Regions from separate parts of the Mus musculus genome. Here all the other regions are linked to region 2. The links are chromatin contacts, found by Hi-C or POLR2A ChIA-PET in ENCODE. All regions are on one chromosome and are shown on one strand. Each heading gives the region's core, a stretch centred on a gene start or an enhancer-like site at or near the end of the contact. The rest is flanking DNA. Distances are from core to core; before and after follow the strand shown. Region 1 has its middle 51 kb from the start of Gm40661. Region 2 holds the start of Klf6 (Kruppel-like factor 6). Region 3 has its middle 34 kb from the start of Gm40661.

Evidence for each region. Hi-C counts contacts between places; a loop is a spot of excess contacts on that map. ChIA-PET counts read pairs that join two places held with the same protein, here RNA polymerase II (POLR2A).
Region 1: a loop to region 2 is called in a map of heart, with 3 times the contacts of the local background. The contact joins the enhancer-like site here to the promoter of Klf6 in region 2. A Hi-C loop is called at or near these places in 8 of 37 maps with a recorded cell type or tissue (adrenal gland, gastrocnemius and heart). POLR2A ChIA-PET finds 5 or more read pairs at or near these places in 2 of 5 experiments (Patski and embryonic stem cell).
Region 3: a map of heart shows a loop between it and region 2 (2.8-fold over the local background). The contact joins the enhancer-like site here to the promoter of Klf6 in region 2. A Hi-C loop is called at or near these places in 2 of 37 maps with a recorded cell type or tissue (T-helper 17 cell and heart). POLR2A ChIA-PET finds 5 or more read pairs at or near these places in 1 of 5 experiments (Patski).

What each region holds. Positions count from the first base shown.
Region 1 is chr13:5,603,010-5,606,144 of GRCm38, reverse strand. No RefSeq gene overlaps it. Among named protein-coding and RNA genes, the nearest start is that of Gm40661, 51 kb to the right of the region's middle. Within about 2 kb of position 1,749, at least 1 of the 3 ENCODE cell types and tissues checked has a DNase peak (open chromatin) inside an H3K27ac peak, as active enhancers do; it is heart, where a contact is called at or near this core.
Region 2 is chr13:5,860,081-5,863,156 of GRCm38, reverse strand. Klf6 (Kruppel-like factor 6) reads right to left here and starts at 1,668. Exons shown (of 4, transcript NM_011803.2): 1 at 1,315-1,668. The coding sequence starts at 1,518.
Region 3 is chr13:5,517,993-5,521,058 of GRCm38, reverse strand. No RefSeq gene overlaps it. Among named protein-coding and RNA genes, the nearest start is that of Gm40661, 34 kb to the left of the region's middle. Within about 2 kb of position 1,309, at least 1 of the 3 ENCODE cell types and tissues checked has a DNase peak (open chromatin) inside an H3K27ac peak, as active enhancers do.

The sequences.
Region 1 (3,135 bases), core at 500-2,999, 260 kb after region 2:
CCATAAGAGATTTTCCTGTTTTTCTATATCCTACCTACTGCATATTTCCTCCAGTGCATTTGAAAATCTTCCAACTTATCATTTCTATTGATTGATTGATGTAGAAACATCTTGCAACCGTCACCACATTATGACATGTTATTTTGGGTGACCTATATCTGTGTTCCTGGGTCATGGTTACTCATATTTGGCTCCAGAATAAACCATCTTTTATTCCCTTTGAAAAGAGAACTGTTTTGTTGTTGGTTTCTTTTGTTTTGATTTTGTTTCCCAATGACAGGCTTTTCTACTTGTTTGCATGAATGAACTTCTTAGGTTTTACAACTACCCTGGGAGGTAGGTACATTGCTGGTACTTGCTTTTCAAATAAAAACAATTGTCATGTAAAAGACTGGACACTTTCTCTAATCCATAGAGCAGACTGGCCTGAAACTCACAGAAGACAGAGCTGTTCTTCTCCTTTTGGTCACCACTACACACCAGTCATCTGTGACTTTGGGGTGGGCATCTGTTGTCAGTTTCAATTTTAGTGTGCCTTCTTGAAACTTTTTATTTCTTCTTGGACCACAGTGTAGTGAAAATATGCTGACATACCTTGGTTTGAAAACCTAATCATTACAACAGACTGAAGTCATGTAGTCACAATGTAGTTAGGCAGGGATTAGAAATCTCAAGTTGATTTTACAAATATTAACTCTCACTTCACACATGTATGTGCTCAGGTGGATGAAGAGCAGATATTTGGACCAAACATTGTATGGTCAGCACAGGGATAAGCAAAGTTCTACTTGGTTACAGTGTTGCATAATTCATACAGCCCTGTATATCTGTCTGGTGATGGTAATCTGAAGCAGGACCCAGCTGTCAGAGCTCATGATGGAAACCGGGAATATAAAGTAAAGGTTCTGGTAAGTGTGGCTGCCTGGACCTGGGGGTTATGCTGAGTGTCTGTATACAAGGCCCTGGGCTAAACAAGCAAGTGTAAAGCCCAGGATAAGTTCTGCCTCTGATTATGTCTTCTTGCCTAGAAGCTGTTCTCTAAAAAGCTGACATGACTGCGGTCCTTCCTCCTTATGTTGGAGACTGTGCCTTGGACACTGCACACTACACACTCTAGAATGTGGTAATCTAAGAGAGAAACACGGCTTCTAGCCTAGCCCAGAAATCAGAGATTGAATTTGTAGTCATAGCTCTGTAACAGAGAACTCTCAGTGATGAGGATAGGTGGCGTGATAGAATGCTTCTCAGAAACACTGCGCCCATGTCTCCTTTTCTTGAAAATCCCTGTTCTATGTTTTTGAAGACCCATTTATGCATTTATACTTCCATTCAAGGTGGGAATTTTAGACATGTCTGCAGCCTTTGCTTCATTGCATTTCCTGTGCCACAGCAGTGGCCTAGAATCTATATGGACACCAAGCTACAATGCCAAGGCCAACATGATACTACTCAGTATGGACAGGATAGTTCTTTTTCCTTATCTAATTCCTCACCAGAAAATATTTGCCCAACAAAGTACCCAACGAATCTAAAGACAAGTTTACGTGAAACAAGCTTAAATCTTTATTTGTGCAATGTCTTTAATTCCTCCTTATCTTACTGCAGCCTTCCAATCTTCCTTTAAAACTACTTGAAGCAATGTTTAAGAGAAGCTAACTGCAGGATGCCCAGTCACACTCAGAGCAGGAAAGAGTTCTGTGTGGGTTAAAGAGCTGAAGTCATGGTCACATGGGAATGTCAGGAGCAATTAGCTATTCATGGGCGAGACAAGAACGGAATGTCCCTAAATAGAGGAAATGTTATTCTTAGATTTCAACTGAGAGAAGGAATGTGGAAAGTTATTGACAGGGAAGCTTTAGCATGTGTAACAGGCCTTTATTTTAAAATTGCACACACACAGTTACATTGTTCCTACGTGCAGAAAATGAGATAAATATACACATAGATACAGTCAGACAAATGCAGTCACATATACGCAGAGAGATAGACATGTACATACTCCTACAAATACACAGTCACAGCAGACACACAGAGAGACAAAAACACCCAGAGACAGAGCACTCAGTCAAAGGCAAGTGCATAGTCACACACATACACAGTTATTCAAACACACACAGACAGGGAGAAAGACACATAACCCAGAGATACACATCGAGATATGTGTACATGTTTACACACTATGACAGATATACTCACATAAACATACAGATACAACTCAAATGCACAAACACAGACTTACACACAGATACAAACACACACATTATTCCCCCCACCCCCACACACACTTACACACTGTCCTCCTGATTTTTCTTAGCATAAGTATATGTGGGACATTTTGCACACTTATCGTTCTCCTATGATAGAGCAGTGTTATGGAGACTAGGAGATTGGTTACAACTGTCTTCCATTGTTATAACTCTCTGAAATCCTATCTTTATTTGCAATTTCATTAAATTCAATGAGAACAGCCATTTGCTGTTGATAATTCTAGTGCTGATCCTCAAACGTGTTATTTTAAGTGGTTCATATCCTCCATGTGGGCTTTGAAACATCTGTTCAGACCAGAACATATCAGCAAAAAACATATTTTTTCTTTTCTTAGTCTGAGTCCAGATGGCTACATTTATGTACCATGTACCATAAGTTTCAATTATGTACTGTGATTTAATCTATTTTATTTTTATATCCCTAATAAAACTAATTATTTAAGAAAATAAGGACTCCTAATATATTCATAATGGACTGTGGTGAAAATGAAAGTGCCATGTGTGTGAATGTTTTTGCTAAGACGCCATCCTTAAAAAGGATGTTTCACATTTAGTGTTAAAATAAATCAGTGTGTAAAATCCATAATTAAAGAAAAGTTTAAACATTTCCTTTGAATGGACATGCTAAATGTAAACAAAACCAGCTTCACCAGAATTGCACTTTCTAAGAAGAAAATCATTGAAATTACAAGGGAATAATAACTTAATTAAAATATAATGAGTCATTTATCATAGAAATGTAAAATGAAGTAATGTTTCTCTTTAATCACTCTTTAGACCACAGTGGCCAATGTAAATGAGTACAAATGTGGACTTGGAAGTAACATTGCTTCAACAAGGATGGTTAATTCTATTTCAGAAAAATAAT
Region 2 (3,076 bases), core at 419-2,918:
GAAGACATTTATGAAGATCTTGTTAAACTTTAATCAACTGGCTAATTTAAAATCGCCAGTATGCTGATGAGCAGTGGGGACCTGATCGAAGCTCTCTGGGAGTTTAAAAGGCTCTGAAGGGGACCAGGAGCCAAGTCTGGCTAGTTGCCCAAATCCCAAATGCCTAAAGGAAACTACTAAGATCAATTTCAATCACGTCCCAGGGAGCAGCTTCTTTGAGGAGGAAAAATGGAGAGGGGGAGAGAAAGGCAGAGAGGATTGTGAACAATTAAGCCGGCATGGGGAGGTTTCAGCCAACACTTCGCTTTTCCTGGGTTTTAAAGCCTGGGAGGTTGTGAAACCGACGGAATTTATTTGATCTGCTAATTCACTTGGAGGAAAAAAAATACCCAGAAGGGTAGAGAGACGGCCACAGAATCATCGTTTTTAAAGACAATGGTGAAAGTGTTTGAGAATATTTTTGCCACTCACAGAATCCTATGACTTAGAAGGGGTAGGGGGTGTTTCTTTTATTCCGGTTGCCCCAAATTCTAGTTCCACTAAAATGCCGGAATTAGAGATTTTTCTTGCCCAAAGTAAGACCCGAAGCAACTAGGAATGGACTCATTGTCATATGACTGACAAGTCACTTGTGTGCAAACAGCACCCCCACACACACACACCCGCCGCGCAGTCAACAAGAAAAGCAGGTAAGAAAAACAAGGCAGGCATACGTGAATGATAAGAAATTATCCAGACGGAAAAGAAACTGCAAATGGCCTTGAATTCAAAAAGAACTACTGCGTTCCGCAAGCAAAATGTTAAGACTTTTAAATTTGGGACATACAAATATCAAAACAAAACCAAAATCCTTAAATCAAATCTTTTGGTAGTCAAGGCAAGCTCGTTCGTATGACAGGGTCCAGCTGTGGAGTTTGGAGCTGGTACAAACCCCAAACTTGTGCCAAGGGCTCAGGTCTGGATCGGTCAGAATAATTTGGGGTCCCCCCCCCCAGGTGTATGCTGCTCGTAAGCTCGGAATTAGCAAAACACGAAAAAAAAATGAAGAAATAAAAACGTAGTGGGAAGGAGAGCTCGCCTTCACACAAATGACAACTCTACTCCTCGCTCCCGAAGGCTCGCTCTACAGTGCCTTCATCATTCCAGGCAGCAGAAGGACATCTTAAGATCATTACTTTATATTTTTAATTAGGCAAATGCTAATCATCATTAAAAAGATGCACTTCCAAGCACACACCATCTTGCCTGCTCCTCCGCGCGACTCCCTCCTCGGCGTACCGGGCAGGTGAAAAAAAAAAAAAAATCCGTATTTACCTGTTGCCAATATTCCTCCAGGGACGGCAGAGCCGAGAAGTAGCCCGTTTCGTGCACAATCTGTAGTTCCTGGAAGATGCTACACATTGGGAGCACATCCATGTCGGGTTGGAAAAGACAGTCCTCGCTGTCGGGAAAACAGGGAGGTGAACGATCAGGAGTCCGAGCAGAAACTGTTCCCGGGAGCGCAGGTGAAAGTTTCATGCAAACTGGATGGCGCTGCAATCGGACGCCGGGTCCGGACCCTCCCGCAGCCCGCAGCGCGCCGAGCCCACGCAATATTTGCAAACAGCGGACTGACTGCAAGCGTAACCCCTGCAAAACTTCCCTATTCAAAGCTCCGCTGCCAGCCTCCCCCCTCCTCCCCCGCTTGGCTCCCCCCTTCTCCCCCCACGTGACCAGCTTGGAGCTCCGCCCCCCACGGTACCCAATCCTGCCGCTCCTGTACCCGGGGCTGCGCGACGATGATGTCAGCTCGCACCAATCGCCGGTGCGGACACACAGCGGCCCCGCCTGGCGTGACCGAGCCTCTTCATTAAAGGCCTCCTTATTGGTGCAATTCGAACTCGGCCTGCGCTGATTGGAAAGACGTCTCACAGGCTATTTTTAGCAGGGTATATAAGGCGAGGGCTACGGCGCACCGAAGGAGTCGGCGCTGGGAGGTGTACAGCCCAACGTTGCAGAAGTGCGGCCGGAGCGGCCGGAGCTGGGGGAGCCTAGCCGGGCAACCGGGCACCTGTCCCCGCCGCCCGGCTGCCCGGTTGCACCTTCTGATCCGGTCACACGGACCGGCACCCCCCAAAAAGACCAAAGATAGCAGACATATTCCCGATCCCCCTCATTTCCTCCCGCTGGGTTCCCGTGTTCCCGGATCCTTCCCTGACCCTCCATTCTCCTTGGTCCCTTGATTTCTCTCTTTGTTCGGAGTCCCCTCCATACTCAGAGATGCAGAGGTGCCCCGGGGTGGGCGCAAACGTGCCCGCAGGTTTCCCTGTGGCGATGGGACAATAAGACCGAACAGCAGGGGGACTTGGTACTCCAGAGTCACTGTGTGGTAGTTTCTGTCTAGGACGGAGGATGACAGGAGCCTGAGACCAAAATACCCCCACTTCTTACGCAGGCAGAGAGGGGGAAACGGTAGAGCATCTCAAAAGCCCCCTACCTGACCAGTGTGTCAAAAACACTCAGTTCTCAGGAATGAATTTTACCCACTCAAAAGTTGAAAATGCAGCTTTTAAGATCGCATCCGTGACCTGGCGCCATGGCCACACTGTACTTGGAGACCTGGACATTCACAGCTTAAAACTCCCCTTTTTCTTGTTGCACAGTTTTAATTCAAAGAAGATGCAGATTTTGCTGCTAATGGGGTTTAAATCTGTTTATCTCGTAGAAGGCAGTCTCGGAGATGTCTCACCAAGGTTAACAGGCTTTCCCATGGATGTGTAAACAATTCAAATTAGGTTGAAGATGACAATTTTTTTCATACAAATTATCTACCAAAGCACACCATGATATCTAAAAAAAAAAAAAAAAAAAACGAGCGACTAAAATTTTTGAATAAAAATCCAATTATAACAACTTCGAATATAATTTTTAATGAATAGTATCCTTTTAAAAGTTGTCAAGTACGTAAAATAAGCTGAGGGGAGTTTTTCTGTTTAATTTACGAAGTCTAGAAGAGAAGCATGTGCCAGAACCATAGGCTTGTCAGGTTTGTAGGCCTATGTATGGGGGCGAAGATGGGAAAAGTTATCTCACGTGC
Region 3 (3,066 bases), core at 60-2,559, 340 kb after region 2:
GACATATATTCACTCTGGGTTCTCAGAAGCAGGAAGGACAGGTGGAAGTCAGTAGGACTTTGCAGAGTTCTGAAGACAAATCATTCTACAATCTCAATATCAATCAGTTGGGACAGTAAGAGATACTAAATCGCATATGTGGTTGTAAGTGGACACATTTGTTATAAAAATGTCGCAGCTTAAAAGAGTGTAAAAAGTACAAAATGACAGGATATGCAGGAAAGCAGAATAATCCCCACTACAGGAAGTTATCGTTAAGAAAATACCATTGAAACCAAGTCAGACAAAGAATTTACCTGAAGATCAATAGTTGACCTTGAACACATTTAGAACCAAAGAGTAAATGAGATAGAAGGCATCACATATAAGGCTATGTACTCAGTTTCCAGGTATGTAGCACATGATCGAAAATCAACGGGGTGAATATTCAAAGGTGAATGAAAAAGGCTCAAAGAAATTTATGCAAGGCAGAGCAACAGCAATAAACATAGAAGCACAAATTTACGGATGGAATGAGGACACACATCGATTTTGTTAATGAAGAAGAAAGTAGAGTATGAAAGAGCAAGACAGCAAGCAAGAGGGGGTGTGGGGAGGTCATGAAGCCTGATTATCTAAGCTCCATCCTTGGGACTCACATAGCGTGACGTTAGAACTAACTCAGTTTATTTTCTGGCCGTGTGCACAGTAACATACACATCCACATTATACAAACACACACACACATACACACACACACACACACACACACACACACACACACACACACACACTAGATCAATGAATAGTGGAGTAACAAGGGAAGTCATCTCCCACAGTTAATGTATTATTACAAGATCTAGAAGATATACTCCTGAGGACACAGCTCTGCATTTAGCAGAACTAACAGATCTGACATAAGTTCACAAGGGACAGAGACCCTCCCTGATACCTGTATTTTGCAATTGATATGTAGTTACATTATTATCATATATTCAGATAAAAATGTTCAGAATAGTATGTCATTGTCTTTGCTATGCTTGTGAAATTATTAGGTTATTCCAATTTCCTATCTTGCGCTACTGTAGTTAAATAAATATATAATTTTTAAAAAATAGCTTCATAATTGAAAATGGAACAGATTCTTCCAGACTTTAAAGTAATTGACCAGATTTAATTATCAAGTGTGTAACAGCCACACCTGTTGTATCATTTGGATGCCAAGAAGCATCTTGGAAATGTGTGAATACATCTGCTACCATGGCTTGGTAGAAGCTGCTTTGAAACTACAGGATGGTTACATTATTCAGCTTTATGGTCTCCATGGTGAAAGGCAGGGGCTTGGCCTCGAGGTGGTCTGTTCCTTAGAGGCTCTATAGTGCTCACACTGTGATTAAACACCTCCCCTTTCAATCCCAACCACTGGAGCTATAAACACAATATCAAACAAATATAATAATTTAACACATATCAGTGTCTACATGACAAAAATGAAATATCAGTCTTTAGAAAGATCGAGGAGTACCTGCCAATATGTCTAATACATATTTGGCTCCACAGAATTAAAGGCTTATGGATAACTATCTCATGTATGTGTATAGTCTCAGAAATAAGGCAGTACTTGTCAAGCAGAAAGGTATTTTCAGACTTGTGATATAAATCTATGTGTTTTATGAACCATCTGTGCAGGATTGAGAAAATAGCTTAGATACATTCCTCTTGGGCAGCTCTCTAAGGAAGCTTTTGCAAGTCCAGGTGACAGATCTCAAAATAGTTGGAGTCTGTGAATTCTTCTAAGCTGGGTTCTTGCTTTTTGATTGGGGGCTTGTTGACCTCTAGGGGGACATACCTGAGGAATACCCCAGTGACCTGACACCTCTCAGTGTTACTCCTTTAGTGAGTGGGAGGATGATGGGACAGTGCCCACCAGTGATTGTAGGTATTAGGACTTCATTGCTGTCCATTTATGAGATGGGCTATTCTAGATGTGATGAAAAAGTGCTCAGTGGTTAAGAGCTCTTCCTACTCATGTAGAGGATCTAGGTTCAATATCCAGAAGCCAAATCAGGTGGCACAGAACCATAGGTTGCTCCAGTTCCAGGAGATGCAAGTCTTTCTGCTGGATATAGACAAGGAGGAATACACACGTATGCATGCAATAAAATCAATCTTTTAAAAACACGAGTTAAGTGAGTTAAGTAAATGGAATTATTTCAGACTATATGTCTATGTAAGCACATATCTGTGAAGGTACCCTTTCCTGTAAAATTCTACAGACAGTGACTGATCATGATTAAAATTTACCATCGTATAAATAAGGATAAAGGGATATCTTAATATATATACCTTCATATAAAGTGGCAGTTGACTAAACTAATAAGTTCTTTATTTGAAAACTATATTGATTGAATATAGATTTTCAGATTGAAAAAGGATGAGCACACTATATTGAACAACTTTACTTTCCTGACCTCTCTAGTCTAAGAAAAGAATGTTCCTCTTTGTTAAAATGGGGGCAAAAATTATTAGAGGTAACCATAAGAAATGTGATAATACAGGACTCAGCACACTCTTCAGAAGTGATAAGACTACACTTGCTCTGGTGTCACATTTAGCCTCTGGTGCTTTTGGTCTTTTTATAAATTCACTGTGGCTAGCTCTCATTTTCCAGCAATAATTTTCATGCCATTTTTCAAGTGTTTTCTGTATTTCGTCTACCTTTCCTTTTTTTTGGGGGGGGGGGTGGTTTTTATTTTTATTTTTATTTTTGTTTTTGTTTTTGTTTTTGTTTTGTTTTGTTTTGTTTTGTTTTCTAAGACAGGGTTTCTCTGTATAGCCCTGGCTGTACTGGAACTCACTTTGTAGACCAGGCTGGCCTCGAACTCAGAAATCGTCCTGCCCCTGTCTCGAAGAGCTGGGATTAAAGGCGTGCACCACCACGCCCAGCTCTTCTATCTTTCCTATTCAGACCTCTTTCTTTTCTATTGTCAGCTAATGCTGTCACAGTACTTGATTTATATAATCTTAATAGATACACATTTTTTAAAAGTAAATATTTGTATTCCTATGGAAACTTCAATATGAAAT